Regions from separate parts of the Mus musculus genome. Here regions 1 and 2 are each linked to region 3. The links are chromatin loops, found by intact Hi-C in ENCODE. Cell type or tissue: heart. All regions are shown on one strand.

Region 1 (8,000 bases), 55 kb before region 3:
TGCCTCCTTGTCCAGTTTTGACTCCAGTTCTGTAATTGCTCTGTGAGATCTGGAACCTCGACTGTCCTTCTGTGAGATGGAGAAGGGGGTCTTCTCACACCTGGGCCATGCCCCCAGGGCTGACTTGCTTTAGTGCTTGCTAGTTGGTGGGTCAAATGTAAATATTACAGCTAACCTCCAAATATCCCCACTCCTTCTGATGCTCAGCTACCCTGCATCTGTCCTCACTCCACTTCCTTGCTGTGCTGGGGATTGGAACATGGCCTTCGATAGACCCTGGCAAGAGCCCTACCAGCTCCTCCCAAGAGCAGATTCTGAGCCAGCGCTCTAAGATTGACTGACATTCCTCAATCCTCACGGAGGGATCTTAGGCAGGTGCCCTACTGCAGAAGCACATCTTAGCCCCTCACATCTTCCTCCCCATCTCCATTGCTATCCTCCACCAGCACACTATCCGTTATCAGCAGTCTCTGGCATTTGCTCTCTACCCCACACTCTCCCCCTAGTGGCCATTAGGACCTGTGCACACTTGAGTTCCTTCTCGCCCTTCCTTCCCATAGTTTCTGTCTCATGGCCCACTAAGCCAACGTACTCAGTACCTCCTCCCTCTCATCTGAAGGGGCCTTCACTGATCTGCTCAATGCTCCTGCCTCTGGACCCTGGAAAAGGCTGTTCAATCTGCCTGGCAGGACCTTCCTCATATTCCCTCCCCAACCCTGAGGCTCCTCCCTTTTCTCAGCTCTTTATTCAAACCCCATCTTCCTGGAGAGACCTCCAGGGACCTCCCCCAACTAAAGAGCGTAGCGCTGAAGCTATGAGAGTCTACCGTGAATGCAGTCTTCTGTCCCACTCCTACATTGCAAAGCCTGCCACCATTTCTGGGTTCATTTTATTTCCTTTCCTTGGTGACACTTGTGTCTTGGTGGCATCGTTTATGCATTTGCAGGACCTTGTAGTATTTGTTTGTTTCACCAATTAGAATGTCAGTCCCAGAGGAGATAATTTGTTCACTGCCATCGAACTGAGTTTTGGAGTTAAAGGTATGCTCACGATGTCCAGCGCTCAGTGAGGCCTTTATCTCACTGTTCACTTGAGTGGGTTCTGAGTGTGGTACTGGAAGGAGCTCAGAAATTGCTCAAGGGATCCAGTACAGGAAGCCCCCAGGGACCGCAAGAGTGCACAAACCCCAATCATCCAGCTCCCTCGACAGGTCACATCGATCTTGCAGGTGCAGCAGGCATCTCCTGGAAGGAGTTGGGCTGAGACAAATTTGGAACCCTAGAAACAAGGGTTTACTGAGCCAGAGACCGTAGGCCCCACACACTGAGAGCCCAGAAGGGTACCATTATGTCTTGGAATGAGGTGTCCAACATGCTAGATGCTCAGGCTATGGGATCACAATGATGCAGAACATTGGGTATCTTCATGCCCAGACACTCTGCACATCGGTGTCCTCAAGTACACGGTGCTCAAAAGATGGGGTGTCGTGCCTATAGACTTAGGGTAACCCAAGACGCAGGACAGCCTGTGCATAAGGATCTAATGGGACCAGGTGTACAGAATGTAATGCCAAGGAACGACGTGGTCACTCTGCATAAGGTCCCAACGTGAAAGGCAGGATGCTAGAGTGAACTGCACCCTATCCAGGCCTCGGGTACCTCTAAGGAGTAGAGGGTTAGAGGTACCCGCAGCGGGCGAGTCTGCGCGCGCGCGTGCACGCTTTGGTTCCCGGAGCCCGGCTGCCGGCGCAGCCTCCACTGCGACTGCGCAGGCAGAGTCCGGGGTGTGCGGGTGACTCTTCGTGTTCACAACCTCCCTGCATCCTTTGCCTTCTGAGCCCTCTGCCCAAGAACCCAAGAGCCACGGTTAGGATGGAGGCTGGCAAGCCAATTCGGCCGCCACCAGGGGCGCACCACCGGCCACCAGAATTGGGGGAGAGAAGGGTTTTGGAAAGCGGGAGGGGGAGGGGACATCCTGCTAGGATTTTTCCAAACTGAGCCTTGGTCCTTAAAAAATATATATATCACGACTTTTCTTCATAATGGAGCGTGCTAGTTCAAACTATCTCCTGGATTGCTTTTGCAGAAGAGATGGGTGGGCTGCTGGAGAAAGGAAGCTAGTAGCTAAAGGACTCCTCCCTCTCCATTTGGGCTGGAGATAGAATCCAGGCCCTTACACATGCTGGGCAACCACAGCTAGGCCACTGAACACCTCAGCCTCAGTAAAACACACACACACACACACACACACACACACACACACACACACACACCACTTGCTAGGGGAGTAGAGCTTTCTAGAGATCCGTTGATATGTCAAAGTAGGAAACGCACAGAGAGACGGGACCCTCCTCTCTATCAGTCAGTCACAAAAAGGATAGGATCTTTCCTGCACTCGAGGTGTAGTGTATCTTTGGTTCCCTGGATTCAGTCCCCTGGTCACTTAGGTTCATAGCTGACACTCTTCAAACATGGAGTCTTCCCTGGGTGGGGGTAGCACCTCACATAAGTACTCCTCCCTGAAGTTTGGTTTTGAAGAACCAAGGACCCTTAATCCTGGAAGAGAAGTGTGTCTTTTAAAGAAGTAGGAATGAAATTTTTGGTAGTGGCCCCTTTTCCCTGTCCACGCAACGGTGCCTCCCCGCCCAATCTCCCACCAGGAGGAGCTACATAGAAGGGTTTTTTGGGAACAGGTTAATGGCCTATACATTAAGGCTTTTGTGGATAATCTTTGTTCCTATTCAAGACCCACCCAAGTTCTTCCACTCTCAAACCTTTTCCTGACTTTAACCCACTCAGCAGGCAGAACAGCACCTTCCATGCACACTGAGATGGACTTTTAACCCACCCCATCCCCCACCCCACCCCACACCTCCTGCTCTAACCTCAGCACATCACATTCTCTGAAAAATCCACATCAGGGTTTATCTGCACTCCTAAGGCAGTGCTAACATTCAGCTGGACGTTGAACTTGAATAAGCTGCCGGATTCGGTATTTAGGCTGCTTTTGGGTGGATTCCCTTCCCCAAGGATCCAAGCCCAGTTTTTGCTTCTCCTCAGCCATCAATCTTAAGAGTTGCACCCATCCTTCGTAAAACGGATTCTCAGCGCGGCAGCTTCCAAGCTCTGTTCTTACCTCTCTGGATTCCGCTCCCCTGAACCCACACCCCAACCCCCGCACTGAGTTGTCTATATTGCTTAAGTGCCTGGTTTTGGCCCCGGGTTCAGCTTTATAGCCTCCCCCCACCAAAAAAAAAAAAAAAAACCAAAAAAACAAATAAACTATAAGTCTAGGCAGTGGTAGCTTTGGCTCCAGATATTTGGGCCAGGTCGACCCCCTTTCCCATCTAGAGAAGCAATCCTAGGCTTCATCTGTAGCTGGGGGGCTGAACCCAGCCTCTGGCTTCACTCACTAAGTCCAAAGCCTAGGAATCTAAGTCCGATCCGCTGCCCTACTTCTCCGAGTCCATCACCTGCAGTGTAGTTCTTACGTTGTGGAAATCTGCACCGGGCTTTTGCTCTCGCCATCAACCTAAAATTCAATTTTTTTTTTCTTCCCTACCCACCCCCTCCAAAACCAGACGCTTGAGGCGTTTATAGATACTAACCTCTCCTCCGCTCCTGCAGCCTGGTCAGCTCCAGGACCCTGTCCGGTTGCCAAGGCTCTCTCTTCTGTTTGGGGGAGGGGGGCTGTTCTCATCCCATCCTACCTACGCTCCAGTCCTGGCTTTGCGTCCCTCCCTCGTTTTTTTTTTTAATTAATTTATTTATTTATTTTTTTATTGTAGGTCTGGTCTCCCAGGGTAGCGGGATCCACACCACATCCCCTTCCTGTCGCATCACCCAGGATCCAGATACTGCTTTTACCTGCCGGCTCTGTTGCAGCCAGCGCGCGGGATCCTTCCATACCTCAGTCCAGCCCTCATTTTGTCCCTCCCCACCCCACGTCGCTGTTAGGAAGATGGGGGACAGCCTACGCTCTTGTCAGTCACTAAGCAGCACTCCCTCCGGCCCTCCTGCAATCCCGGGTGGGAGACGCTCTGGTCCAGGTCTTTTTTGTTGCCACCGCACAGGCCTGACGCATTACTCCATCTCCCTTGGAAGAATCCGGACCGAAATTTGCGTGCCTCGAGTGCATCTGGCCCTGTCGCAGCTACCTCCCCTCCCACTCCTACCCCCCCACACCGCGCCCCTCCCGTCCCTACCCTCTCTGCCAAATCCGGACCAGGTTTTGCGCAGTCCTTGCACAGCTCTCCATTTACCCCTCACCGGCTAGGCGCCTTTCTGCACAGCACGGCTGCAGAGTCCGTTCCGTTTTTTCTTGCCGCCCGTCGCACCCCACCCCCCCCCAGCCCAACTAGGGGGATCTAGCGCGTCGCCTCCCTCTGCCCACTTTTCCTTGGGGGAGGCGAGTGGAACTCCAGGCCAGGTTTCCGGGCCCTTCCTCGGGGCGCACGGGAGGGCTGCGGAGACTAGTCCCCGGCGGGTAGTCCAGGCCAGGTTTTGCGCTTGTCCGCCGCCCCCCTCCCGGAGCCGGCGGGCCCGGCAGCGCCGAGAGCAGGCGGCTTGTCATTGCTGGTGCCCCGCGCCCGCTCGCTCCGCGAGTCCTGCGGTGCCCACGGGCCCAGCCCCGCGCCCCCTGCTCCGGCCACCCCGGGGGCGCAACGCCGCCGCGCCTGCTTCCAGCTGTGTAGCTCCGGCCCCCTGCGGGCAGCGCGAGCGGTCGGCGCGGGAGCAGTCGGCGCTGCGACGCCCCCGCCCCGCCGTCTGCCGGAGACGCCCCGGCGGATGGGGCCGCGCGGGCCCAGGAGCGGCGCCGCCGGGCGGCGGGGGCCTGCGCGGCCGCCCGGGCAGCCGCGTTAACCCTTCGCCCGCTGCCGTCCGGGGGCGCTGGGAAGTCGCCTGGGCACACACGTGCCGCCTCCGTCGGGGCCGCGGAGCTGCGGGGGAGATGCGGGCAGCCGGCGCCGCCTCGGGGGGCTCCGCCTCGCCCCAGCCCCCCGAGCTCTGACGCCGCCCCCGCCCCTCCGCCTCCACGCCTCGCTCCCCGGGAGGGGCGCAGACCCGCGCGCCCGGGGCCGGGGCCGCCTCCGGAGCGCCGCGATCCGCCTTTTCTTTCCTTTTTTTTTTTTTTTTTATACTCCCCCCCCCCACCCCTTCCCTTTTAAATTTTGGTCGGTGGCGGCGGTGCTGGGCCGGAGGAAAGAAGGGACACGGAGTCCTCCCTCGCTCAGCCACCCCCTCCCCGCTTCCCCCTGGGCCGGGCTCCGGGAGATGTGCCGGGCGGGGGGCCCGGCTTCGCGGAGCCGCCGGAGGAGCGCGCACGGCCGACCCCGAAGCGCCGCTGGACAGGTGAGTGTGCGGGAGCCTCAGGCCACGCCGCACCTGGGCCAGGTGTGCGCGGCGGGAGGGGCGGGGAGCACCCTACCCCCGCCCGCCGGGGGCTTGGTGAGGGTGCGGATGGGCGGCCGCAGGGTGCCCTGCAGGGGGAGGGGACCGCTAGTGTGCCCGCGCGTGGCTGCGTGTGCCCGCGCGCGCGCCGGCCTTTGTGGGGAAGCGGCGCGGCGGTGCCTGCGTGTCCCCGGTGCGTGTGCGCGCGGGTGCTTGGCGCCCTGTTTGTGTAGGTGTCTGGGTGTGAGTGGAGAGGGTGCGTGTGCGCGCAGCGCGCGGGCCCGGGCTCCCCAGAGAAGCCATGTCGGGGGGCTGGCACCGCAGGATGCTGGGCCAGCCCCCCCCCCCCCCCGACATGGCTTGTTTTTCTCTGGGAGGCAGTGGCGCTAATGGTGGTTGGGGGTGGTATGGGGAGAGGTATGTCTGGGTGTCGAGTGAGTTTCAGCCCGGAGGGGTGCTTTGGGCAACCCTGGTGCAGTTGTGAGACATCTTCTGTTAGTGGTACCCTGTTAAGCACGGATGGAGGCTGTCAGGTTGGATCTACCGGAACGAGCTTTCTCTCCTCTTCCAGGTGTTCCTGAAATAGAGCTGTGTGGCTCAGTTGTCATCGTCCCGTTTGAGGGTCCTGGGATGAAAGTCCAGTTCGTGTGTGTGTGTGTGTGTGTGTGTGTGTGTGTGTGTGTGTGTGTGTGTGTGTGTGTGGTGGGAGGGTAGTGTGTACTTATGCAGTGGCCAGAAAATGTCCTCAAATGGCATCACTTCAGTGCACCCCAGGCACCTATGTGAAGATGGCACCCCGCCGGCAAACAGCCCCTAAGCTCACCCATCCCAATCTGTACACTTCTCGGCTAGGTTAGCTTCCAGCCCTATCCTCGCCCAGCATCTTATTACTGTACCTTCCTCATCTCCCCACCCCGCCTTCTCCTCAGCTTTGGCATCTTTGTGGATGTCCCTCCTGTCCCAATGTGAACCAGAGAGCCCCCTTCTTTCCCAGCCTCTCTGGGACCCAGAGCCGGATCTGTCTTCCCATATCCAAACATGTGGTGCGTTTGGGGGAGTTGGGGGAGGGGTTCAAGATGGCCGCCAAGATGGCTGGCAGCCTCTTTATCTCTGTCTGTCTCCCCCTCTCTCTGCTTACCCTCATGCCTCCAGTGGAGTAGGGAGGGTCAACGTGGGGAGAGAGTTGGACAGTGTAGGGACAGGTGTGGAGGACACCTGAGGGTGGATGTCTGTTCTGGGCCTGTTGACCTCCAGTGCTGCTGAGAGAGAGGCCATTGGTACCTGCTTCTCTTTCCTGCACCCCAAGGGCAGGCGTGAGTCTTTAATCCGACCCCAGACCCAACTCTATCTGGCCCACAGCCTGATGGCTACCCCTGCTCTCCCCCCTCCCTAGACCCTGGCAATACCCCATCAATCATGGAATGTCAGAGTGTTCCTTTGAGGGTCCCCACAAGCATCTCTGGCATCCTCTTCTTCATCTGCCCAGTTAGGAACTGGGGACCTTGGTGTGTGTGTTGGGGGACGCCTGCTAAGACAGGTCCTAGCTTTGGGGACAGGTGACTTCCTTCCTCCCCACACCCTGCCCACTAATGCCAAATTTATTACTTAAAAGTAGGATGAAAACAGGGAGAATAAGAGACGGAATACAACCTTCATTATCATATCGAGAAAATTATCTGTGATTTTCCTAACTAGCAATTTGCCTGCCATGCCGTTCAGATATGACTTGCCCATTAATTACAGAGATGAAAAATCATCTGGAAGGCGGAAAAGAACTAATTCCGTGGCTGGCGGCATGGCACCTTTGCACTGAGCCACAGCCGTGCATGTGGATATGTGGGTACCAGCCCTCCCGCTGGCTTCCCAGCATCTCCCCCCCCCCCCCCCCCGCTGGCTTGGGCCGCCCTGTTGCTTTTTTCCGTCTGATGTGCTTGCTTACTCCCAGTCATGGGGACGGGTGTACCCCACTATCTCCTGTGCTGTTGGACATCCTTGGACGTGGAGACAGTCCCCGGAGTTGTGGGAGTGTAAGGAGCTGGGGACTAGTGCACCTGGGCCACCGAGCCAGGGGGGAGGAGGTGGAAGGCCAGAGATGCGGAGCCAGGCTTCTATTCCCAGCCTGCCCTGGGGAACCCCCTTCTCCTAGGGGGCGCTCTGGAAGCCCCACGAGGGGGGAGGAGCCTGTGAGCGCCTGGCCCTGCTAGAGGAGTCTGTTTGCATCAAGCCCTCTCTGATCTCCATCTGCACATGGGACTCTGCTGCCTGCTGTCTTTCTTGTCTGTGTTGACTATTCCACCAGGCTGACAAGAGACCCTCTGGTGCTTCGGCCTCAACATGGGCATCTAGCAGAGGGGAAGGAAGAGGGTCAGGTGGGCCCCAAAACCTCTAAAGCATACACCCCTGAAAGAAGAGTAGTGGGAACGGGAGCCACCTCCCACTCCCACCACAGACAGGAGCTTCTGGTCTGTGTCCCCGCCCTCTGCTGGTTCCTCAGCCAGACCTGGCCAAGGACACTGAAAGCTCTAGTTTCTGTGTGGGCTTCTCCCAGGGATCAGATTTCTAGTCGCCAGACACTTCCCCTCCTCCAGCCCCTCTGTGAGGACACTGGAG
Region 2 (8,000 bases), 300 kb before region 3:
TGGCCGCGTCGGGACCCCAAACACGGACCCCTCCCCGCTGGCCGGGCCTCCCGTCCGCCTCTGCTCTCTGCTCCCAGGACGCTCCCTGTTGGTGGTGGGTCAGTGTTCCCGACCCTTCCCAGGCCTCTTCCCAAAGCTGGCTGGGGGGAACACCGAGACCCAGGTCGGGATAACAGTAACAACCGCAGCACTAGTTTAATGACTCCCCCTCGCAAGCCCGGATCGGTGTTTCCTCGTCCGGCGCTTATGCTGCACAGCTCAGTTGAATCAAAACACCCTCCTGGGAGGGGTTATTAACTTGTTTTAGAAGTGAGGCACTAGTGCCAGAGAGGTGGAGTAACTTACTCAAGGTCACACAGCTAGTAAATGACCCATGGGGCTTAGGGACCCGTATCCTTTGAGTCCAGAAACTAGTCCCAGAGATCAGCCCCTAGACTCACGCCCACCGCCACCCCCATATTCACTTCGGAGCCGCACCTGCTGGGTTTTGCTTTCCTCTCCTCGCCCACGGGTCACTAGACAGCTTCCAGGTTGCCCTCGTGTCCCTTCTCTGAGCTGGAGAGGCAAGGCCCAAATACCATGGGTCGTTTAACCCCATTTCCTTTCCACCTACCCTGTCCACTCTCCACTGTTAAAGGGATGACTGGAAGTATAGAGACTTGGTGTCTGGGGAGCGCGGGGGCTACAGGCGGCCAAGACCGGTCAAGCTGTGCATTCACGCCCCTCAGCCCCCGCCCCGGAAACACTGGAGAGATGAAACCTTCAGGATCCGGTTTTTCAAGAATGAATCAGAAGCTCCTGCCTTCCTCCCCGAAGCAATGCTGTGCCCGGGGTTAGGAGGGAGGGACGACCGGGGCAGGTGTGGTGTCCCCTAAGCCAGGCGTTATCTGAGCCCCTGGAACAACCCGTTTCCTGCTCCCCCCACTTGGCTTTTCTGTGACTGCGGGGGTTGCAGAGTTTCAGGCCCTTTTTGGGATGAGAGTGCTGGACTCCGGAAATCCATCCAACCCACTTCCCTTCAGCTCCTTGCAGACAGACTGGAGAGACGCACACACTTAGCTCTCTAGCAGTCATGTTGTGGGGGTTTGAACCACAGGCAGTCGGGGATGTAAGACATTCATTCTACAATTCAGCCCTTGTGGAACCCGACCGAGGTTTCACACGCTAGGCAGGTGCCCTACGCCTGAACTACACACCCATCACCTACAGATACTGAGCAGCCACTGTGCCTGACAGCATATTTTGCTTAGAGGACTCCAAACACGGGACAGAATTTCCTGCAGTCTGGTAGGGAACAGACAACCAGGTAACAGGCAGCCATTGTAGATCCTTGTAAGAAGTGCTGCGTGGTCTCAGCATCACTGGGCACCAGGGTCCTGGAAAACACACACACACACACACACACAAAACCTGGGCAGAGCAAAGCGTCCAATAGCGACACAAGTAATAAAGCTAGAGATGTGATTCACGGGAGTTTGCTATGCCTGGTACACAGGACATATCTATCTATCTATCTATCTTCCCTCCCTCCCTCCCTCCCTCCCTCCCTCCCTCCCTCCCTCCCTCCCTCCCTCCCTCCCTCCCTCCCTCCCTCCCTCCTTTCTTTCTTTCTTTCTTTCTTTCTTTCTTTCTTTCTTTCTTTCTTTCTTTCTTTCTTTCTTTCTTGTTTTCCCCTATACTGTGGGATCCCTTTGTCAGGTCAAATACATAATATGAATGTTACCATCTGGTTTACATTCTGAAATAGAGACGCAGGTGCTGGAGAACACATACTGGGAGTTTGATGCCCAGCACCCACGTGGTCCAGGCTCACAAGTGGTTCAGACAGACAGACATGCAGTCTCATTCGCATAAAAAAACAAAAAAACAAACTTAGAAACTAGAGACATAAAGATCAATAACTGCCGAGAGCTTGGAAGATGAGCTATGTTGTCAGGGTAGCATATAAGTTCATAGGCCTAAGTCCTGTAGACCATGGGAAACTCTTCAGTGGGCTGAGGCAAGCCAGCTGCCTGGAGAATTCTGGAAAAGGCCTTGCCAGGCGTAGGAACTGGGGTGCTCTTGGGCCAGGCGTAGGAACTGGGGTGCTCTTGGGCCAGGGAAGGGAGGATGTAAGGTTCTGGAGGCGTGGCTCAGCGGTACAGCCCCTGCCTAAAATCAGTCAGTGAGGCGTGGAGGAGGGGGCATGGCTCATCAGTAGAGTACCCACCCTCCTTGCAGATAAAAGGTACTAGTTTCCCTTGCAAATAATAACATTTCCTGAACTGATGAGCACTTCCACATCCCAGAAGTTACCCCGAGAAATGTGACTTCTGCCAGATTTTCAGATGCGGAAACTGGGGCCTCATGAAGTTAAGCAGCTTGGCTTTGTCTGTGCCACTGTTAAGTGGCAAGGGTGGGGCTTGCATCCAGGCCACCACACCACACCTCAGGGTCTTCAGTTCTAATTCTTGAGCCATTCATTTTCCTCAGAACAAAACCCATACAGAAGCCATGTAGACAGAGGAGGTAGCTCATGTGGTAGAGTGCTTGCTGGGCCAGCAGAATTTGACAGTCAGGACCCACATGGAAGTGCCAGGCATGGTGGCTTGCTGTTGTTACCCCAGCACTGGGGACATAAACAGGAAGATGTGTGGGGCTCATTGGCCAGCTGACCTAAGTGGAGGACTCAGTCCCAGGAGAGACCCTGTCTCAGACAAAGTAGGGCTGGGGATACGGGCTATAACTTAGTGCTAGAGTCTTTGCCTAGCATATGGGAGACTCTGAGTTGACTTCCCAGTGTAAATAGAGTGGGCACACTGGCGAGATGGCTCAGCAAAGTAAAGGCCCCTGCTGCCAAGCTGGGACCTGAGTTTGATCCTTGGGACCCACATGGTAGAGGAAAGCACTGACTCCTACAGTTTCTGCACTCACATTGTGGCAACACACGTGCACACAAGTGTGATTTTTGGTTTTTTGTTCTTGTTTTTTTCGTTTTTGTTTTTGTTTTGAGACAGGGTCTCACTGCGTAGTTCTGGTTGTCCAAGAACTTGCCGTGTTCTTGCTGTGTTAACCAACCTAGCCTCAGAGTGATCATTTTTTATGTGTGTGGATGGGTCACCAGCACTCATGCCTGTGCTCTCAAGAGGGCGTCAGATTCTCCCTGAAGCTGGAGTTAGAGACAGTTATGAGCTGCCATGTAGATGCTGAGATTCGAACCCAGGTCCTTTGGGAGACTAGGCAATGCTCTTGACCGCTGAACCAGCTTCAGTAAAATTTTTAAGCAAAGTAATGACTCTTGGAGAACAGTAGCCAAGGTCGGCCTCTAACCTCCAAATGTGCCTGCACATCCATGAATGAGCACATAGGGCCTGGAGACATGGCTCGGCCATTGAGAGTGCTTGAAGCTCTTCTCGGGAATCGGAATTTGGTTCCCAGCACCCATGGTGGGCAGAAGGTGAGATGGCTCGGTGGGTAAAGGCAGTTGCCGCCAAACTTGGTGACCTGAGTTTGACCTCCAGGACCAACATGGTGGAGGGAAAGAAGTAAGTCAGCTAAGTTGTTCTCTGAGGCGTGCACACATACACATCAGGTAGATAAGTGTAAACAAAATGCTTAAGTTGATGAAAAAGAAAACGGGTGGTGGTGCACGCCCTTAATCCCCGCAGATCTCTGAGTTCGAGGCCAGCCTGGTGTATAAAGCTCGAGTCCCAGAACAGCCTACACAGAGAAACCCTGTCTCGAAACCAAAAACAAAGTAACAGAGAGTTAACAGGCAATTCACAAAAAAGCCAATCAAGAACATTAAAGATGTATAAGAAGGCATCGGGCACTATTGATTATCCCAGAGTACAAAAGCAAATGGACAGAGAGTAGTCGCAGCGCCCCCTGCCAGGCAATGTGCTGCCAGCAAGATAAGGGTCAGGAGCAGGGCGTGTGATCTGGGGAGATGGCCTGTGCTGCTCTGTGCAGCCAGTGTTCCCCATACTGAGGGGCAGACATTAGTGACAGAGCTCTCCCTTAGCAGTGGACAAAGACATAAAATACCCATCCCAGCTGAAGGGTAAGGGAGGGTGCGGGCAGCTAGCTCTGGCCTAACTATCTGAGCAGCAGCATGGAAGAGGCCCCAGCGGCTAAGGAAGAGCAGGCCACGTGGGCATAAATGACAGTGGGTGCCTGGGGGATCAGAGCAGAGAAGGAAGTGACTGTTTATAGGGTCATTCTGGCTGCTGTCTTGACAGGAAACTGGAGGGTAACCGGAAGCCTGAAGACCCAGAGGCCGCTTGTTGTGTGGATGAGTGGGATGGATAGCGTTCCGGAAGTGAGAAGAGAGCATGGCTGAGCAGGGAACCCTCTCAGGAGGATGTGAACCAGCCAGCTGGGTGCCCTTCCTCAGGAGAGGCTCTGCAGAGCACAGGCAGTTCCTAGTCCACAGGAAGTGGAGTTTGGTACGGAAGCTGAGGAGGAGGAGGATCAGGAGTTCAAGGCCAGCCTATGCTACTTAGTGTGACCCTGCCTCAAAATAAGAGAGATGAATTTAGCCAGGTGTGGTAATGTACACCTGTGTCCCTAGCACTCTGGAGGATGAGGCGGGGATCACAAGTTCAAGGTCAACTTTGGCTATAGCAAGTTTGAGGCCAGCCTGAGCTACCTGGTGGGGGAGGGGGAAGACAAGAAGGTGAAATGTCCCTGAGGATCTGTGTCAGGCCAAGGAACTCCCTGGGGTATTGCAAATGAAGCACCCTTGAGGGAGCTTGTGTTGTGGCTTTTTTTTTTTTTGCTTTGGACAACAAGTGACTTGAAAATGAAATCAGGGTCTGGGTGTGGTCCATGATTATTTACCTAGTGTTCAAGAGGCCTAGCCCCATCCCAGCACTACCAGAAGAAAAATGCCACCTTCTCTTGCCCCCCTTTCTCCTCCCTCCCTCCCTCCCTCCTTCCGTCCACTCCAGCCACACCCTTCAGAGATGCGCTGAATGTGAAGTTCTTTACTACAGGGCTCTGTGCCTTCCCAGCTACCTAGAATATTCTTATCCTGGAGGGATGATGTGTGGGAGGGAGGTCCTAGAGATGGGACCAGGGCTTCTCTAACACCAGGCTTTTACTGCTGCTGGTCCACACGAAGTCTATGGTCAGCCCCAGCTGGTTTATTGTAGCTCTCGTAAGTAAATCAGAAAAATAGCTTTCTTCCCAGAGATGGGCCAAAGTAGGGGTATGGCTCAGCAGGCAGCTGTGGGCTGAAGTTCACCCCATTTGCCACCTTAATACCTACTACATCTACTTTGTGGTAAACAGATTGTACATCCAGTATGATGCTGCTAATCAGGGCTGGGCATGGCAGCATGTGCTGAAAGTCAGATACTTGGAGGCTGAGGCAGGAGGATCATTCGCCAGAAACTCAAGACTAATCTAGATACTATAGCAGGACTTTGCCTAAAAAATATATAAAATGAACCTGGGGAGGGGGAAATAAACACCCCTTTAATCCCAGCACTAGGGAGGCAGAGGCAGGAAGATCTCTGAGTGTGAGGCCAGCCTGGTCTACAGAGTGAGTTCCAGGACAGCCAGGAATTATTACTATTATTATTATTATTAAAAATTAATTATAAATAAAATAAGTGCATGAATATAGTAAGTACTGCCCCCTAAAATGTTTGCTTGCTAGATGGAGGGAGAGAGAAAAAAAAGAGGAGCAGCTCAGAGACCAGTGCTGCTGCTCTGGTGAGGACCAGCATTGCCGGGGCTAGCCCAAGGCGGGGGGGGGGGGGCGGCAGGGGGATCATTGAGAGGCCCTGCCTGCCTCAAAGGACTAAGGGGGAGAGCAACTGGGGACACCACTGCTTCCTTTAGCCTCTGTCACAGGAGCACACACGCGCTTTTTTGGTGGGTGCTGGAGGCCGGGGACAGGCTTTCTCTTCGTAGCTCTGGCTGGCTTGGAACCATAAGGGCAGGCAGGCCTGGAAGTGCCAAGCAGGGTGCTGGAGCAGCAGCTGAGAGCTTACATTTTATTCAGAGGCGTCAAGTAGAGACAGACAGACTGACTGACTGACTGACTGGCAGGCCTGGGGTGGGCTTTTGACACCTCAAAACCCACCCTCTAATGACACATTTCTCCAGACAGTCTATTAAGCAGGAACCAGGCATTCACATCTGTGAGTCTATGAGGCATTCTCTTGTAGACCACCACAGCTTCAGTTACTAAGGAGCCCGAGGACATCACCACAGCCAGCCATCGCTGATCCCTCTGTGTAGGGAGGATCTTACCCCAGTAATTAAATGTTTCTATGAGGATGTGTCACATGCCTCTTTCTGCTACAACTCAGGGGCAGAACCAGTCATCTGCCAGCCCTGTCCCAAGGGGCGTGACAGGGACCATGCACTCTGCTTTGAAGGAGAGACTCAGAAGGGTTTTGTTTCTCTCTCTCTCTCTCTCTCTCTCTCTCTCTCTCTCTCTCTTTGTGTGTGTGTGTGACACCTGTGCAGGTGCAAATGTCTATGGAGGCTGGAGGACAACTTCAGGTGTCCCTCCTCAGGAGCTGTCCACTTTGGTTTTATTAGTAGTAGTAGTATTATTGCATGTGTTTGTTTTGTGTGCACATGTCTTTGTGTGTAGGTACACATAGCCCAGTGCACAGGTAAAGGTCAGATGACAACTATAGGCTCTCCCCTTCCACGTGAGCCCAGGTACTCAAACTCAGGCATGCAGGGGTGATAGTAAATTACCTTTACCCACAAGCCATCTTGCTAGCCTCCCTCCTTGTTTTTTGAGACAGGGTTTCTCAATGGCCTGGAACTCACTAAGTAGGCTAGGTTGGCATTGAACCCTAGGGATTCTTTTTCTCTCCAGCTCTGGGATTACAAGCGCATCTTACCACATCTGTTTTCCTTGTTTGTTTGTTTGTTTTTTCGAGACAGGGTTTCTCTGTGTAGCCCTGGCTGTCCTGGAACTCACTCTGTAAACCAGGCTGGCCTCGAACTCAGAAATCCCCCTGCCTCTGCCTTCCGAGTGCTGGGATTAAAGGTGTGCGCCACCACGCCCGGCCACATCTGCTTTCTTACATAAACCAGATCCAAACTCAGGTTTTTTGCACATAGCATTAATGAAGGAAGCCGATAGAAAAAATGAAAAGAAGCTGGGTGTGGTGTTTCCATCTGTCTTCTCAGCATTTGAGAAGCCGAGGCAGGAGTTTGTGAGTTCTGGGCCAGCCTGGACTACAAATTGAGAGCCTTTTTCAGAGACATGGAAAGCAAAGGACAGTGCCAGTGCCTTATCCTCCCTTCAGGGAGTGCGCAGCAGGTGTGGTCAGAGCTGGACGCCTCAGGGACCTCATGGGAATGAGGATTGAATGAGGTCACAGCCAGTAGTGTGGGCTTGTAAATAGGTATCTCTGTGGGGATTATAGCTGTGCAGTGTGATGCTGGGATGAAACCTGGTCGTCATTAGCACGTGCTCCACCCATGAGCTGCGCCCCAGCATCTGGGCTGTCTCTAGAGTCAGCTCTCTAGCTTCACATCAGCTCTGGGTGCCCAGATGGAATCCACTATACACAGAAAATACTTGGGCAAGGCAGATGGGCTGCTCTATTCCTGTAATCGCATCGACTCTGAGGTCTGAGGCAGGAGGACTGCAAGTTCACGGGTAGCCTGAGCAACTAAGAGATAACTACTCAAAATAAAAAAGTAAGAAGCAGTCTAGGTATGTGGGTCCACATGTACAAAGCCAAAACCAAACCCGGGAGGGAGGGAGAAGTGGTTGATTCGGGGAGAGCCCTGTGCCTATGCTGAACATGGACAGAATCTTTTGTTGTTAGTCTTTAAACAACACAGAGGAGCTAGTTTTCATAGCTTTAAGAGTGTAGAGCTTACTCCAGTGTATGGGAGAAGCTGCAGCTCCGTGGACAGTGCCAGCCAATCAGGGGCGGTGCAAGCCTCAGCAGAATGCAAGTTCAGCACAGCTTGATTCAGGCGGCAGTGTTCTGGAGGTATCCTGGCACCCGTGCTCGGGAGCGGGATTCTCAACA
Region 3 (8,000 bases):
TATTTTATGTATATGAGTGCACTATAGCTGTACAGATGGTTATGAGCCTTCATGTGGTTGTTGGGAATTGAATTTAGGACCTCTGCTTGCTCCAGTCAACCCCACTTGCTCCAGTCAGCCCTGCTTGCTCCTGTCAACTCTGCTCACTTAGTCGCTGCTTGCTCTGGCCCAAAGATTTATTTTATTATTTTACATAAGTACACTGTAGCTGTCTTCAGACACACCAGTAGAGGGTGTCAGATTTCATTACAGGTGGTTGTGAGTCACCATGTGGTTGCTGGTATTTGAACTCAGGACCTTCGGAAGAGCAGTCAGTGCTCTTAACCTGCTGAGCCATCTCACCAGCCCAGATTTCTGTTTTCAATCAGAAAATAATAATAATAATAATAAGACAAAGCCCAGTTCAAAACTAACAAAGTTCTGCAGCTGTAGCTCATTGTAGAGTGCTTGCCTAGCAAACCAAAGGACTAGGATTCCATTCCCCATAACTAGGAGATGGTGAGGGTCCTCAGATGTGATAGCCTCTACAAAGTAAAACCTTGTGTCAAAAAAAAAAAAAAAACAGGCTGGCAGGGCTGGAGAGCTGGCTCAGTGGGTACTGGGTGTGAGCACTTGGTGCTCTTGCAGAGATTGTTTTTAGCACTCATATGGTAGCTCACAGCTGTTTTCAGCTCCATTTCCAGAGGATCTAGTGCCCTCATCTGTCCTCTGTAGGCACCAGGCACACAAAGTGATATGTAGGCATATATACAGGTAAAATACTCATAACACACACACACACACAGAATTGTTGCAATGGTTTGGTGAATAATGGCACTTTCCTGATGGCCTGAGTTGGATCCCTGGGAGCCAGTTTCTACAATTTGTCCTCTGACTTCTGCATTCGAGCACACAAATAAAAATAAACAGGGGCTGGAAAGATGGCTTGATGTATAGGACCCTGGCTCAATTCTCAGCGCTCACAATACAGTTCACAGTCATCTGAAACTCCCACTTCCAAGAGATCTGACATGCTCTTCTGGCTTCTTTGTGTACCAAGCCTGCTACAGAGACATACATGTAGAAAAAACACTCATACATATATTTTTAAAAGTATCTAATAAATGCAATATACATGAGAAAACTAAGGCACAAAGAGGATGTGAGTAGCCTATGAGACTAACGAGTAGTAGATCCAGAGTATAAAAATAAGAAGGACCATATGAGATAAGGTGGTCTGAGGAACCTTCTGAGGACATTCCTGATAGTGGAGATGAGACAGCAAGTGATTACCCAGGGAAAACATAATCTACGCAAAGGGAACAGTAAGTGCGAAGCCCCAAAGCAGGACATCAGACTGGTGTTGAAAGAGAAGAAATAAAGCCAGCAAGGTTTTGAGTAGTGACAGGAAACTGGACAATGAGGGTGGTGAGGTTAGCCAGGGCCACCATGAAGGGCCTCTTGAACCATAGTAAAGATCTTAGGTTTCATTCTAAGCAGGATAAGCCTTTGAAGGTTTTAAGCAGAATAATAACATGATCTGGTTTATGGCTGAAGGTCATTCAGCTAGCTGTACCAAGAATGAAATGGACAGGACTTGCTTTATAAGTACCAGAGTATTGTGGCTAATAAGCTTTGCTGGGGTATGAAGAGGATGGGTGGAGGGATAAAGTAGCCCACAATGCAAACAGAGAGGAACAAACTTGGCTTATGTCTAGGAAATATATGGCAACTCCATCATTAATTCATCTTACTTTCTGAGACAATGCATTACTATATAGTTCAGGCTGGCCTCAAAATTGTGTACAATCCTATCTTTATCTTCTCAAGTGCTAAGACCTAACTACTTCATTTCAGTTCTGGGGCTAAATTGCCCCCCTTTTCCAGAGTCAGGATTTCTCTGTGTAGCCCAGGCTGCCCTGGAACTTGCTCTGTAGACCAGGCTGGCTTCAAACTCAGAGATTCACATGCATATGCCTCCTAAGTGCTGGGAATAAAGGTGTGCACCATCAACGGACAGACCAACTGACTGGCAGGCGAGCTTTTAAAGATGTAGTTGTTTTAGTTAACTTTTCTGTTGCTGAGAAACACAACAAAGGCAATTTATAAACAAAAATTTAATTTGGCTTAGAGTCCATGATGGTGGGAGTAGAAGCATGGTGGTAGGAAGAGCTGGGAGCTCACATCCTGAGTCACAAGCAGGAGGCAGAGAACATACAGAGAGAAAACCTGTTCCTAGTGATACACCACCTCCAAAAAGACCACACATCCTGAGCCTTCTTAAACAGTTCCACCATCTAGGAGCCAGGCACTCAAATATACAAGCATATGGGAGCCATTCTCATTTGAACCACCATACTTGGGAACAGTTGGGATTGAAGTACATGAACCCATAGTTTCTTTTTCCTTTTTTGTTCTTTTGGGGTGGGGGCACTGTGTATAGCTGGTTGTCCTGGAATGTCAGGAGTTCTCAAACTCACAGAGATCTTTCTGCTTCTGCCTCTTGAATGCTGAGATTAAAGGAGTGTGCCACTACACCCAGCTGTTTTTCTAAAGATTCATTTATTTTTATGTACTATTGTTTTGCTTGGCTATATGTATGCACAGCACATGACTGCCTAGTGTAATCAATGGTAAGAAGAGAGTTTTGGATCCCCTGGAGCTGAAGCTATCTATAGACGATTGTGAGTTGCCATGCCACCTGTAGGCTGGAAACCAAACTTGGGTCCTCTGGGGTTTCTTGTTTGGGTTTTGTTTTATTGTTTTTGTTGTTGTTGTTGTTTCAAGACAGTGTCTCTCTATGTTGTCTGGCTGTCCTGGAACTCAATCTGTAGACAAGGCTGGTCTCAAACTCACAGAGATCTGCCTGCCTCTTAATTGCTGAATAATTGTTCCAGCATTAAAATAAAAATCCTTAAATAATAAGGATATATATTCTTTTTTTTTTTTTTTTTTTTTTGGTTTTTCGAGACAGGGTTTCTCTGTATAGCCTTGGCTGTCCTGGAACTCACTTTGTAGACCAGGCTGGCCTCGAACTCAGAAATCTGCCTGCCTCTGCCTCCCGAGTGCTGGGATTAAAGGCGTGCACCACCACGCCCAGCTAAGAATATATATTCTTAAATATTATATACTTAAACAATATGAGTGCAGATGCTTACAGAGACCAGAGGACGGTATCAGATCCTTTGAAGCTAGAGCGGGTTGGAAGTCAGGTCCTCTGCAAGAGCAGTATACTCTTAAAGCACTGAACCACTTCTCTAGCCCTCAAATTCCTCATCTCACAAGAATGGCCTTGAACTCCTAACCTGCCTCCTAAGTGCTGAAATTACTGGCTTACATTTTCTTTTTTTTTTTAATATTTATTTATTTATTATATGTAAGTACACTGTAGCTGTCTTCAGACACACCAGAAGAGGGAGTCAGATCTTGTTACAGATGGTTGTAAGCCACCATGTGGTTGCTGGGATTTGAACTCAGGACCTTCAGAAGAGCAGTCGGGTGCTCTTACCTGCTGAGCCATCTCACCAGCCCCTTACATTTTCAACTATAAATTTTGTGAAATATAAAAGGTCAGATACCTCTTTCAAATAAAAGTGGACAGTCCCATGCTAGGTTACAGACCTGTTTGAAATGTGAAACACATACAGGATCCCAAAGACTTCTCAATGAGTAAAAAGGTGCAGGATAGCTCATTGGTGTTTTTAGAATGGTCATATTTGAAATGATTATTTTTGTCCTATTTAGTTAAGTGTCTATTAAAAATCATATTCATTGCTTCTTGGCCTTTTTGCATTGGCCAAGTATGAAAACTAATTTACTTACTTCCCCAAACTCACTGTGTAGATCAGGCTGGCCCACAGAAGTCTGCCTACCTCTGAGTCCTGAGATTAATGGCACGCATCTACCTTTCCATTTTGTTTTAACCTTTAAAAGATGTGATTGGTAAAGGTTGTGTAAGAAGCTATGACAGGGTATAAAGAACCAGAAAGTAAGGAGAAAAGGTAAGTTTCACAGACAGCGGCAGTTAACTGGTTTGGTTTTGGATCAGGGTTTCTCTGTGTAGCCCTGGCTGTCCTAGAACTTGCTCTGCAGACCAGGCTGGCCTCGAACTCACAGGTCCACCTGCCTCTGCCTCCCGTGTGCTGGGATAAAAAGCGTGCGTCACCGAGCCCGGGCTGAAAGACAGAGTGCAGAGGCAGGATTCAAACCCTGGTCTGTCCACGAACCAGAACTCCCTTCGGACTGAGACTCGATCCTGTATCCCCTCTCATCGCTACGCCATCTTGTCTCAGGGGTGATCTAAACCTTCTCGACAGTCTCCTCGACCATGATTTTCAAAGGTAGGAACCCCTCAGGGTAGTCCCCAGAAACGCTCACCTGCTGACAGCCGCCTAAACCGCCCAGGCCACTCTCTCCTCCTTAAAGCTTTTCACTGTGAGGGTGTGCGATTTCCACAGCTCTCCAGCCCGGCGTTCCTCACGCCCACCATAATAGCCAATCACGTCTCAGAAACCCGCTTACGGCCACGCCCACGATCGATACTCAATCACTGCGAGTGCGAGTGCCGTCTTCTCAGCGCGTTTTAGTGAGAGTCGCGCGCCACCGTTCGGCCGTTGGTGGCGCTGCTCTCTGTGAGGTGCGTCTACCGGAAAAGCGGAACGAGGGGCGGGGGATGCCGGTGCGGTAACCCTTGGGATTGGACAAGAGAAGTTCCGCGCTCTAACTCCGCCCACCCCGGAGCGAGCTATTCCAGTCGGAGACTCCAGGGATTGGTTCCCGATAGACCTTTACGAAGCTAAGAGATTAACGTTCCGCCTCCTGGGGCCCGTGAAGAGGGAGCTTCTCTGATTGGTCTGAGGGTCCAGGCGCGCGCCTGAAGACGCCTCGAGATTGGCTGATGGCTCGCGCCGTCATCGGTCCTTAGCGGCGATTGGCTGGAAGGCGGAGCCGGCTATTTGAAGGGAGCGCGCTGAGCGGAGGAGCGCTTCAGAGGGAAGAGTTGGGAGACGCAGGGAGGTTTCCGTCCTGTCGTCCCCCCCTTCTTCTCTGTCGCAAGTCACTGTGAAGAAGTCTCCACAGCAGCTGCGGCTCCCGGGCGCGGTGATGGCCAAGGTGTCGGTGCTGAATGTGGCTGTGCTGGAGAACCCGAGCCCTTTCCACAGCCCCTTCCGGTTCGAGATCAGCTTCGAATGCAGTGAGGCCCTGTCTGACGGTGAGGCCGGGCCTGAGCCGGGGACCCCAGACCCTCCTGCCCTCGGGGTTTCGCCACCCCCAATCTCCCGGGGCCAACTAGATCTCCCATTAGATACGCCTCCATGGCCCAGCTCCGGTCTCTCGGTGGAGCCGGCTCTGTCCAGTGTACATTGTCTGGTGGAGGCCTCGTCACCCTTCGTCTTGCACCGCTTGTCCTTGTACGCTTTCCCTGGAGACCCGCAGCCACGCCTTTTCCCTATGGCTAGACCCCGCGTTGATGCCCTTCCTCCTAAGAAACCATCCACGTGTCCTATGGAATCCCAACCTCCAGTCCCGTCCCCCCCCCTTTTCCTTGTGGGTATCTTTTCCTACAAAGCAGCCAGACTCTTCTGTTGCCCTGTCCGCCCATGTCAAGACCTTCTTCACCCCATGGCTCCCAAAAACCCCCTCCCCAGACAACTCCAGATTTGTCCCCCACAACTCCTGCTTGCCAACCGTAACAACATGGTGTTGCCTATAAGCCTTCTTCCTTTAGGTTAGTCCCAGATCCTATGTCTGAGCTCCCTCTGAGGAGAGATGGGGGCTTCTGACTCCAGGCTTTGTAGGTAACTTGGTCTCCCCAGCTCCTGGTCTGGGTGAATGTCCTGAGGTGAGGGGTGCCACAGCCAGGCAGGCCTCTTCCAGTTTCTGAGATTTCTACTAGCTGCCAGCTAACTCAGTGCAAGGAACCCCTCATCCCTTTTGATGGGCTGACCTTGTCTGGGGAGTGGGTGGACTGACCAAACAGGGATGGGATCCAACTTCCATCAACTGGGAGGCCACGGGCTTTTGTGGATCTTTCACAGAATGACTTAATTCATCTGTGGGACATAAAGGTGGACATGGCTCTCATCACACAGATGAGAGAACAAGAGCCATAAAGAGCAAAAGACTTTCAAATAAATCCATGAACATGTAAACTGTGAAGTCACTTTGGATTCTCAGCTCCCCAGCAAAAGGCAAGTCCTGTTTTCAGAGGACCTGCTTTCAACACTCCACGAGACCATTTCTCTACTGAGTGTTGAAAGGATGTAGCAGCTGAGGAGGTGGAGCTCTGAGAGCCTAGGCTGTGGCAACTAGTGCCTCTTGGTGGCTGTTGGTGGTATTCAGTTAAGGCCAGCCACTCCTGTTCACTTGGAGCTGCTATGTGTGTGCTTGGGGTGGGTCAGTGGCTCAGCCTCTCCCTAGTTTCTTACCCCTTAAGTTTAAATGAATCTACTTATGACTAACTATAGAATAAGCTGGGTTAAATCCTTACTGGAACAAGGCAGGGTGTAAATAAATAAATAAAAGGTAGAGTAACAGTGTGGAATACGATTTATTTGGAAGCCAAGAGGAGATATAAGGAGCTGATAGATTAAGGGATTCACAGTTCCCAGATGCTGAGAGATCAGGTTTCAATCAGTCTGTTTGTGCTCCTTGCATTTAAAAATGGTTGCATGGTCATTGCCTAGTATTACTTTTATTCCTTATTTATAGAACCAGAACAGCGAGGCTAGAGTCAGCCTGTTGGTCATGTTTTAATAGGAGCAGGGTGATTTTTCCAAGTCAGCCAGATAGTAGTAGAAGCATTATCATTGAAGTTTGTCTCTGAGTTCTGAGTCCAGATTGTTTTTATTTATTTATTTTTTTTTTTAGTTTAATTTGTGGGTGTGGGCCAGAGAAACTGCAAGTGGTCTTTCTCAATTGCTGTCCACCTTTTTTTGTTTTGTTTTGTTTTGTTTTTTGTTTTTTGTTTTTTCCAGACAGGGTTTCTCTGTATAGTCTTGGCTGTCCTGGGACTCACTTTGTAGACCAGGCTGGCCTCGAACTCAGAAATCCGCCTGTCTCTGCCTCCCAAGTGCTGGGATTAAAGGTGTGCGCCACCACTGCCTGGCCACCTTTTTATTTTTATTTTATTTTATTTTTTGTGTGTATGTTTTGTCTACATGTATTTATGCCACCACTTGAGTGCCTGATAGCCACATAGTTCAGAAGGAGTTGGGTATTCTAGAACTTGAGTTACAGGCTTGTGAGTCTCCATGGAGGTGTTAGGAATCTTACCTGGCCTCTAGAAGAGCAGCCAATGCTCTTAACCATGGGCTGTCTCTCTAGCCTTGTCCTACTTAAAAGACAGTGTCTCTGTAAAGCCTGGAGCTACAATACTGGTAGTCTGGCTGTCTAGTAAGCCAGGGATCCACCATCTTATTCTCTTCAGTAATGGGGTTTTCTTTCCTTTTCTTTTTGTTCTTTGAAACAGGGTCTCACTATATAGTTCTGGCTGATCTAGAACTTACTCTGTAGACTAGGAGGGCCTTGAAGTCAAAGATCTGCTTGTCTCTGCCTCCCCAGTGCTGGGATTCAAAGTGTACACCTCCACATGTGACCTCATTCCTTTCTTTTTTATTTTTGTGTCTATGTTGGCGGTGGCATATGCATGGGAGCCCCTGGAAGGCAGAGACAACTGATCCTCTATAGCTGATTTGAGATTCCCGACATGGGTGTTGGGAGTCAAACCTGGATCTTAAAGGTCAATACTGGATTCTAGCCTTGAACTATCTCTCCAGTACCCTGAATTCAGGTTCTTTTTTTTTTTTTTTTTTTTTTTTTTTTTTTAAAGGTTTATTTATTTATTATATGTAAGTACATTGTAGCTGTCTTCAGACACTCCAGAAGAGGGTGTCAGATCTTGTTACAGGTGGTTGTGAGCCACCATGTGGTTGCTGGGATTTGAACTCCGGACCTTCGGAAGAGCAGTCGGGTGCTCTTACCCACTGACCCATCTCACCAGCCCCTGAATTCAGGTTCTT

The links. A loop is a pair of places that touch in the nucleus more often than their neighbours do. Peaks named below come from ENCODE experiments on the same cell type or tissue, not always from the same donor. Only the 100,000 strongest peaks of a DNase experiment are listed, where the experiment ranks them.
Region 1: a loop joins it to region 3, with 7 times the contacts of the local background. A loop is called at or near these places in 13 of 42 quality-filtered maps.
Region 2: it touches region 3 in a loop (2.7-fold over the local background); 6 of 42 quality-filtered maps call a loop at or near these places.

What each region holds. Positions count from the first base shown.
Region 1 is chr8:83,895,574-83,903,573 of GRCm38, forward strand. Adgrl1 (adhesion G protein-coupled receptor L1) reads left to right here and starts at 4,525. Exons shown (of 23, transcript NM_181039.2): 1 at 4,525-5,351. Gm26721 (predicted gene, 26721) reads right to left here and starts at 4,154. Exons shown (of 4, transcript NR_166528.1): 1 at 3,608-4,154. In heart, CTCF peaks have their summits at 510 (motif pointing left), 1,904 and 7,539; DNase peaks (open chromatin) are centred at 578, 3,558, 4,198, 7,421 and 3 weaker places; H3K4me3 peaks cover 5,747 bases; H3K27ac peaks cover 4,262 bases; H3K27me3 peaks cover 1,619 bases.
Region 2 is chr8:83,652,800-83,660,799 of GRCm38, forward strand. All of the region lies in intron 1 of Gipc1 (GIPC PDZ domain containing family, member 1), which reads left to right. Among named protein-coding and RNA genes, the nearest start is that of Gipc1, 4.1 kb to the left of the region's middle. In heart, a CTCF peak has its summit at 3,871; DNase peaks (open chromatin) are centred at 712 and 4,282; H3K4me3 peaks cover 1,652 bases; H3K27ac peaks cover 1,589 bases.
Region 3 is chr8:83,950,747-83,958,746 of GRCm38, forward strand. It overlaps Asf1b (anti-silencing function 1B histone chaperone), which reads left to right and starts at 4,948. Exons shown (of 4, transcript NM_024184.2): 1 at 4,948-5,191. The coding sequence starts at 5,083. Gm10644 (predicted gene 10644) reads right to left here and starts at 4,587. Exons shown (of 5, transcript NR_169070.1): 1 at 4,357-4,587. In heart, CTCF peaks have their summits at 4,574 and 6,297; a DNase peak (open chromatin) is centred at 4,775; H3K4me3 peaks cover 2,536 bases; H3K27ac peaks cover 1,300 bases.